Regions from separate parts of the Homo sapiens genome. Here all the other regions are linked to region 2. The links are chromatin contacts, found by Hi-C in ENCODE. All regions are on one chromosome and are shown on one strand. Each heading gives the region's core, a stretch centred on a gene start or an enhancer-like site at or near the end of the contact. The rest is flanking DNA. Distances are from core to core; before and after follow the strand shown. Region 1 has its middle 44 kb from the start of MEX3C. Region 2 holds the start of MBD2 (methyl-CpG binding domain protein 2). Region 3 has its middle 35 kb from the start of ATP8B1.

What was found. A loop is a pair of places that touch in the nucleus more often than their neighbours do. Pooled maps may share reads with other maps.
Region 1: a pooled map shows a loop between it and region 2 (6-fold over the local background). The contact joins the enhancer-like site here to the promoter of MBD2 in region 2. A Hi-C loop is called at or near these places in 5 of 50 pooled maps.
Region 3: a loop to region 2 is called in a pooled map, with 5 times the contacts of the local background. The contact joins the enhancer-like site here to the promoter of MBD2 in region 2. A Hi-C loop is called at or near these places in 2 of 37 single-sample maps with no recorded cell type and 2 of 50 pooled maps.

Annotation. Positions count from the first base shown.
Region 1 is chr18:51,152,693-51,155,423 of GRCh38, reverse strand. No RefSeq gene overlaps it. Among named protein-coding and RNA genes, the nearest start is that of MEX3C, 44 kb to the left of the region's middle. RefSeq lists an enhancer at 1,089-1,218. Within about 2 kb of position 1,328, at least 9 of the 41 ENCODE cell types and tissues checked have a DNase peak (open chromatin) inside an H3K27ac peak, as active enhancers do.
Region 2 is chr18:54,223,385-54,226,084 of GRCh38, reverse strand. MBD2 (methyl-CpG binding domain protein 2) reads left to right here and starts at 1,416. Exons shown (of 7, transcript NM_003927.5): 1 at 1,416-2,067. The coding sequence starts at 1,526. RefSeq lists enhancers at 1-32, 33-575 and a silencer at 1,326-1,715.
Region 3 is chr18:57,836,592-57,839,291 of GRCh38, reverse strand. It overlaps the pseudogene RSL24D1P11. Among named protein-coding and RNA genes, the nearest start is that of ATP8B1, 35 kb to the right of the region's middle. Within about 2 kb of position 1,276, at least 3 of the 41 ENCODE cell types and tissues checked have a DNase peak (open chromatin) inside an H3K27ac peak, as active enhancers do.

The sequences.
Region 1 (2,731 bases), core at 79-2,578, 3.1 Mb after region 2:
CTTGCTGTAAAATAAGCAAACGTGCTATAATGAAAACAAAATGAAGGAAATAATGGTTAACTGGAAAGAAAGAAAAAAAAAAAAAAGAAAGGCAAATTCTCTGTTCCATTCCAGGCCCAATGGATCAGAAACTTTGTGGGTGGGCCTGAGATCCACTTGGCTGGATCAGGGGTCCCTGAGTTTTTGTATTGCCTGCCCTGACCACAGGACAAAAAGTTGTTCATGTACCCAAACATTCTGATTATTTAATTTTATAAATTACTTCTGCATACTTCCGTGTGACATTGCACTATCATGCTATTATTTTTTAACATCCAAAAAAGAAGAGTAAAAAGGATGAGATAAAGGTGAAATTAAAAATATTTTAAATGTCTTATTACCCTCTCTTGGCACAATACGCACTTCAGACAACATCCAACCAGAATGATTATGGATGTAAAGCCGTATTTCAAATAGTCTTCTGGATGATTGCAATTTCAGCCAACTCTTCAAGGTCTGAGGAAAGTGCTGCTGTTTTCATTTCATAACGTGGCTGGGGGCAGAGGAGGGAGGGTCAGCTCTGCCATGTGGGGGCTGCGTGGTATGATTTCATATTAGTGTTATCTTCAGTCCAAGATTTCTTTTCAACATTGTTTTAAAGCCACTTATCCTTTTTGGGAGCCTTAGTTGACTTAAAAATAGATAATAGAATATCTAAATTCCCTTTGGTGGGCACTATGTAAGTTGCAATTTGATGAAATCCCCGCTCTTCCTCCCACAAAGTACTCCTCCTACACAGCCGTCTAAGGCACGTGAGTCCCTCAACGTTCAAAATTACTAACATTGCACAGCTTTTTCTTTCATGTTGGAAGCAAAATGTTAATCTGAGTAGATGCACTATTATTTTTCTTTCCTTAAGCCCTCTGGGATGTATGTACTCCACTTTGGAGACCCCTGCTCCAGACTGAACACATCACCCCTCCACTTCCCTTGAAAGCCCTGTGGAGTCCCTCAAGAGATTTCATCAATCCAGAGGCTCAGCCAACAGCTGCACAGTTTGCCTAAGGAAGGCTCAGTCCAGGGGGCTCGCAGGAGACCACATATCCCCCTTTCCTCCGTGACTAGTCCACCCTGAGTTTCTGTTACCACTCAAGAGGCTCAGACACAGGAGTGTGGAGTCTCGCCCGCAGCCAGCATGGCAGGGGCAGCTGCTAGACAGCCCCAGGCAGGCGGCACTGGGCCCTGACCCCACATGCCAGGCCCTATCCAGCGGCTACCACAGGCAGTGGGCCAAGGGGCTTTCCCTGTGGGCAGCCCCAGCTGGCGGGCGAAGGCTGGGGGAATACGAGGTAGGGGCAGCTGCGACACCAGCTTCTTGTGGCATTTCTGAAATCTCATTTCCTGCCATAATTCTGAAGCAGGTGTTTCTGTTTTTTAGAGCGTCTTCAGTTGCTATTCTGGTCGTGTGAGTCGCTAGTTTTTTCCAAAGACTGAACTGCTATTTTTTCCTCTGGTGGAGGCATGGTGAGCAGCTGGTCCCCCCACCAGGATCAGTTGGGTAGCAGGCCAGCCCCCCTCGGCCAGCCCTGGCCTGGGGGCATGGGGACCCTTCACAGACTGAGTTGAGGAGCCACAGGGGAGCAGGGAGTACCGTCCGCTGAGCGGCCACCCAGCACTTTGTGTTTCAGTTCGCACTGAGCATGTAGTGTGCACCTGCCTTGCCCAGGAGAAGCAAAACAAAAACAAGCCAGGTCCCCAGCGCCTGTCTGGGGGACCTCAGCCCCACAGGGCATTGGGAGTGGCTGGAGTCAAACCCAGGCCTAGGGAGAGGCAGGTAAAGAGCTTCTTAAGTGAAATACCAGGGTCTCAAATCCAAGAATTTTAGATCTGGAGTTTCCAAACACCCTGAGACTCATACCAGACACATTCAGTAGGTCCTCTCTACAAGACTTTTAGTTTTCATTTGAATTAAAGTCTTAAAAATTAATGTAAACACATCTGACATCAGATGATCATCTCACAACTCTCACAACTAAGTATGTCTAGAGATCTCAGAGCCAAATAGTAGTAATTTTATAGGACGGAGCAGAGGATTTCATTTGTAAACGCCACAATAGTGTTCTGTATAGTGAAATGTTGCAATTTTTCCAATAGAGGCAAGATTTGGAAGAGCCCCATCATCAGACCACACAGCCTGGGTATCACTGAGTGCAGCATTCATGGTGTTTGAGTTCAGAAAAACAACATAGCAAGTCACATTAATGTGCTAACAAGTTCGGGTGGTTTTTCAGGAACTTTTGGTGTTTTCTTTGTACACTGATTTTGGTTTTAGAATTACTTAAGAGCCATTAAAATATATAGAAGTTAAATAATTTTATGGCTGGGTGCGGTGGCTCACACCTGTAATCCCAGCACTTTGGGAGGCCAAGGCGGGCGGATCACGAGGTCAGGAAATCGAGACCATCCTGGCTAATACGGTGAAACACCGTCTCTACTAAAAATATAAACAATTAGCCAGGCATTGGGGTGCATGCCTGTAATCCCAGCTACTGGGGAGGCTGAGGCAGGAGAATGGCGTGAACCCAGGAGGCGCAGTTTGCGGTGAGCCGAGATCGCGCCACTGCACTCCAGCCTGGGCGACAAAGCAAGACACCTTCTCAAAAAATAAAAATAAAAAATTATGTTCGTACTTATTTAAGTAATATGATAAACAAAATAATTTCAGTCATCCCTAGGGAATCATACGATTTCT
Region 2 (2,700 bases), core at 167-2,666:
CGTGATCCAGTTCACTGCAAGCTCCGCCTCCCGGGTTCACGCCATTCTCCTGCCTCAGCCTCCGGAGCAGCTGGGACTACGGGCGCCCGCCACCACGCCCAGCCAATTTTCTGCATTTTTAGTAGAGACGGAGTTTCATCGTGTTAGCCAGGCTGGTCTTGAACTCCTGACCTCAGGTGATCTGCCCGCCTCTGCCTCCCAAAGTGTTGGGATTACAGGCGTGAGCCACCGCGCCCGGCCCACAGATGACTTCTAAATGAATGTCTCCAGTACTGATCTCCTCAGAACTCATTTCTTGATGATTTTTTACATTCACATTTCTAAATTTCTTGTAGGAAACCACAAATTAGTGTCTTTCAACTAAAGGACATTAAAAGAAGACTAAGGTCAGGTTTAGAGACAGACAAGTTTGTGTGTATGAGTTAATGTTTGCATATACTGCAAAGATAAACCAAATTAATTTTAGATTTTTGTTGCTTTATATTAATCAACTTTTTCTATACGTTAAACTTGGTCCTCAGTTTTTAGGGCATATGAGTATAGAAACCCAAGATAGCTTATCATCAGGCTGATAACATGTGCTTTACATTTTTCAATCTTCCAAATATTTCATAATATATTATCTTGAATATCAATAGCACACTTCTATAAGTGTTCGACAACTTATAGAAAATATGCATTTCTAAAATTCAAGTTGGCAGACCGAAAAGAATACCACACAGTTTCCTAAAGGCTTGTGACAGTAAGTTAGGCTGGACTTTCAACATAATGGAATATTTACCAAATAAAAGGCCACTGATTTTTGTATTAGACAAAGACATCTGGAAATTTCTAGATGGATTTAGGGATTCTGGTCATTCTAAGGAGAATCTAGAGGTAAGCCCCATCTGACTCATGGGCATATTCCAAGTTATCATTTCCTTTCCTACATCCTTACAAGGTTCCAGGAGAATCTGTCAATGGCTCTGAAGCCAGGCTCAGGAGGGAACTGGTATTCAGCGAATGGGACACTTTGCTTCATTCCTTCATTATAAGCTCCCCTGCAAGCTTTGTGCAGAGGGGCGGGAAAAGGGGCTATCACCCCCTTAAATGAATAGCCGAGTTGGTATGTAATATAAGATCTATTTTGCTTGTTATTCATTAATTGGGAAGCAAACATAGGTAAAATCACATAATGGTGGAGGTTACCCCGTTTGAAACAAACTAACCACAGTCACTATGACACCCCCAGCTGGTGGCTAGCCCGACCAACCTTCCCAGCTCCGCGCGCCCAGTGGGGGCCGGAAAAGCGCGGGAGGGGGCGTGGCCCCGAGAAGGCGGAGACAAGATGGCCGCCCATAGCGCTTGGAGGACCTAAGAGGCGGTGGCCGGGGCCACGCCCCGGGCAGGAGGGCCGCTCTGTGCGCGCCCGCTCTATGATGCTTGCGCGCGTCCCCCGCGCGCCGCGCTGCGGGCGGGGCGGGTCTCCGGGATTCCAAGGGCTCGGTTACGGAAGAAGCGCAGCGCCGGCTGGGGAGGGGGCTGGATGCGCGCGCACCCGGGGGGAGGCCGCTGCTGCCCGGAGCAGGAGGAGGGGGAGAGTGCGGCGGGCGGCAGCGGCGCTGGCGGCGACTCCGCCATAGAGCAGGGGGGCCAGGGCAGCGCGCTCGCCCCGTCCCCGGTGAGCGGCGTGCGCAGGGAAGGCGCTCGGGGCGGCGGCCGTGGCCGGGGGCGGTGGAAGCAGGCGGGCCGGGGCGGCGGCGTCTGTGGCCGTGGCCGGGGCCGGGGCCGTGGCCGGGGACGGGGACGGGGCCGGGGCCGGGGCCGCGGCCGTCCCCCGAGTGGCGGCAGCGGCCTTGGCGGCGACGGCGGCGGCTGCGGCGGCGGCGGCAGCGGTGGCGGCGGCGCCCCCCGGCGGGAGCCGGTCCCTTTCCCGTCGGGGAGCGCGGGGCCGGGGCCCAGGGGACCCCGGGCCACGGAGAGCGGGAAGAGGATGGATTGCCCGGCCCTCCCCCCCGGATGGAAGAAGGAGGAAGTGATCCGAAAATCTGGGCTAAGTGCTGGCAAGAGCGATGTCTACTACTTCAGGTACCTCCCTGGGGGCGGGGAGGGGGTGGCGGGGTCAGGCCGGGGTCAGGGGTCAAGAGCGGGCCTGGGCAGAGGATGAGCGCTGGGGCCCGGGGGGCATGTGGCAGGGACAGGCTGGTTTGGTGGTGGAAGGTGGCGGAACCCTTGGGTGAGAGTTGACCCCAGTGCGGTGGGAGGCAGTGTCAAAAGGTGAGGGCCCGCAGGAGGGCATCTTATGTGGAAGGCGTCGGGGAAGATGGTTTGCGAAGAAAGGGTTAGCCTGGCAGGGATGGTTAGTCCACTGAAGGGTTAAAAGGAGGTGTAATTCATCGAAACTATAAAACCCAGTCACTGTTGGCTCCTGTCCCAGCCTGTCCCAGATTCATCATCACAAGTGTTAAGCATGCACATGTGGAAGAATGAGCTATCTACAGTAACAAGGTTTCATTTACTTCATCCAAGAAAGTTTTGTATAAAGCAGCTATTTGGAATGCCTGAAGTTTTTTTGGAACTTCTTGGTATTGCAGAATATACTCTTTTGAAACTGACACACTGTACTAAGTTTTTAGACTCCTAGACCAAAATTTGCTCCCCAGGGAACATTTGTCAATGTCTGGAGACATTTTCGGTTCTCACACCTGGGGAGGGTGTGAT
Region 3 (2,700 bases), core at 27-2,526, 3.6 Mb before region 2:
GATTTTTTGCCATTAGTGATTATACAAATGCTGTCTAGTCCATTATCCAGATGACATAACCATTTTACGTCCACAATTCACTTCTACAGTTATAAGTAGAATTTTCGTGATTTACATAAGTACACATATCAGTGAAGATTTAATACTGAGATGCAATCTAACATCCGTAATATCTTGTGTTTTGTAGATGGCAGTGTAGGAGAGATATATTTTAATCACTTTTCATTTAAATGAACTTATGTAAAAAATAAACTAATAATTTAGCAGTTCCAAGTCTCCAAAGGGCATTTTCAAATGTCCATAAAATAAATGGTTACAGAAATGTTTAAGAAGCATCTTCATGTCCACATCCTGTTGTAACTGCTGTACCATTTTCTCTTCCAACTCCTTCCCTTTGCCTGCAAGACGGGCTTGGGTAAGATGGATGCTTTGCTTGACTTCTTTGATATCCTGAACTTTCTGTAGCTCTTTATTTTTCTTCAATCTGTTCATTATAAATTTAGCTTGGTGTTTCTGTTTGATCTCTTCAACTCTCTTCATTGCATCAATAGTTTTATTCCATAGCTCTCGCTGGTATTTGATAAGTTCATTTCTATGTTTGTCAAATTCAAATGAATTATCTACTGTAAGCTCTTTACCAGCTGCTTTCTGGAATGGTTTGGTCCGCCTAACTTTGCGAGGATTGCACTTCTTTTTAAAGTGTTTATGACATTTAGATTTACAAAATCCGAACACTTTGCAATCGTTGTGGATGAACAACATGTCATAGCCAGGGTAGATGGGCCCCGAACAGAAATAACACTTCTCGATGCGCATGTTGAACCCGTGTGGTTCCCCACTGACCACACGCTAAGCTTGAGAGCCCAACTACAATTTCTTTTTTGACTTTTCATTTTGAAATAATGATAGAGTCACCAGAAGGTTCAAAGAAAGTGTACAGGGAGGCCCAGTGTACCCTATACCTAGCCTCCTTCAGTGGTGGTAACATCTTGAATAATTACAGTACAAAATCAAAATCAGGAAATTGACATTGAAATGCTCCACAGAGCTGATTCAGATTTCATTGTTTTTATAAGCACACACGTGTGTACTTCTATACAATCTTATTACGAGTGTAGCTTCCTGTAACCACCAACACAATCGAGATACACAACTGTGCCATCACTACAAGGCTGCCTCATGCTGTAACTGCCCAGCGGGTTCACCCTGCTCACTGCCTAGACAGAGCTGTTTTATCAAGATAGGGGAATTTCTACAGAGAAAGAGTCATTCATGCAGAGCTGTCTGTGTGGGAGACCAGAGTTTCATTATTACTCAAATCAGTCTCCCTGAGCATTCGGGGATCAGAATTTTTTTTTTTCTTTTGAGACGGAGTCTCGCTCTGTCGCCTAGGCTGGAGTGCAGTGGCGCAATCTCGGCTCACTGCAAGCTCCGCCTCCCGGGTTCATGCCATTCTCCTGCCTCAGCCTCCCAAGTAGCTGGGACTATAGGCGCCTGCCACTGCGCCCGGCTGATTTTTTGTATTTTTAGTAGAGAGGGGGTTTCACCGTGTTAGCCAGGATGGTCTCGATCTCCTGACCTCGTGATCTGCCCACCTCGGCCTCCCAAAGTGCTGGGATTACAGGCTTGAGCCACTGTGCCTGGCCTATTTTTTTTTTTTTTTTTTTTGAGACAGAGTCTTGCTCTGCCGCCCAGGCTGAAGTGCAGTGACGCGATCTTTGCCCCCTGCAACCTCCGCCTCCGAGGTTCAAGCCATTCTCCTGCCTCAGCCTCCTGAATGGCTGGGATTATTGGCGCCTGCCATCACTCCCAGCTAATTTTTGTATTTTTTAGTAGTGACGGGGTTTTGACATGTTGGCCAGCCTGGTCTCAAACCCCTGACCTCAGGTGATCTGCCCGCCTTGGCCTCCCAAGGTGTTAGGATTACAGATGTGAGCCACTGTGCCTGGCCAAGTGTTTAGCTTTTTAAGAAACTGATATTTTCCAGAGTGGCTATGCTATTTACATTACTATAAATGTAGGGAAATAGATAATTTTCTCTCAATCTTTCATAATTCTTAGTTGGGATGGGCCACTGTAACAAAAAACAGATTAAAAAGAGACAAATAAACAGAAGATTATTAACATGTATACCTCGTGTAGTATACAGGGAGATACCCAGAGAAATTGGTAAATTTCAAAGAGGTGGCTTTGAACTCACACTTAAATGCCATGTCTGCTGAAACAAAAAGAAGGGTGTAGGGAAAGTTGATTATGCTCAGGAAAAACTGGCAAATAAGAGTAAGATTTGTTATGGAGATTTAAGTCAGTGCCTTCTCCATCAATAAAGGATAACTGTCTCCAGTGACTTAGAGTCATCCTGTCCTCCTGGGGTAATGTGGATGATAAGGTAACTTCCACTCTGTTTTCAGAGCTTCTCCTGTGGTTGCAGTTTCCCAAAATAATCAGCTCAAAATAGAGAGGGGAGAGGAGAGAAAGAGAAGGAGAGTTATCATAAGGAATTGGCTTATGTGATTGTGGAGGCCGAGAAGTCCCACCATCTGCCATCTGCAAGCTGGCAGCTGGGGAAAGCCAGGGGTATCATTCAATCTGAGTCCAAAGGCCTGAGAACCAGGGGAGCTGATGATGTAAACTGCAGTCTGAGGGAAGGAGAGAGTGATATTCCAGCTCAAGTCATCTGGCAGAAAAGAAGGACCAAAT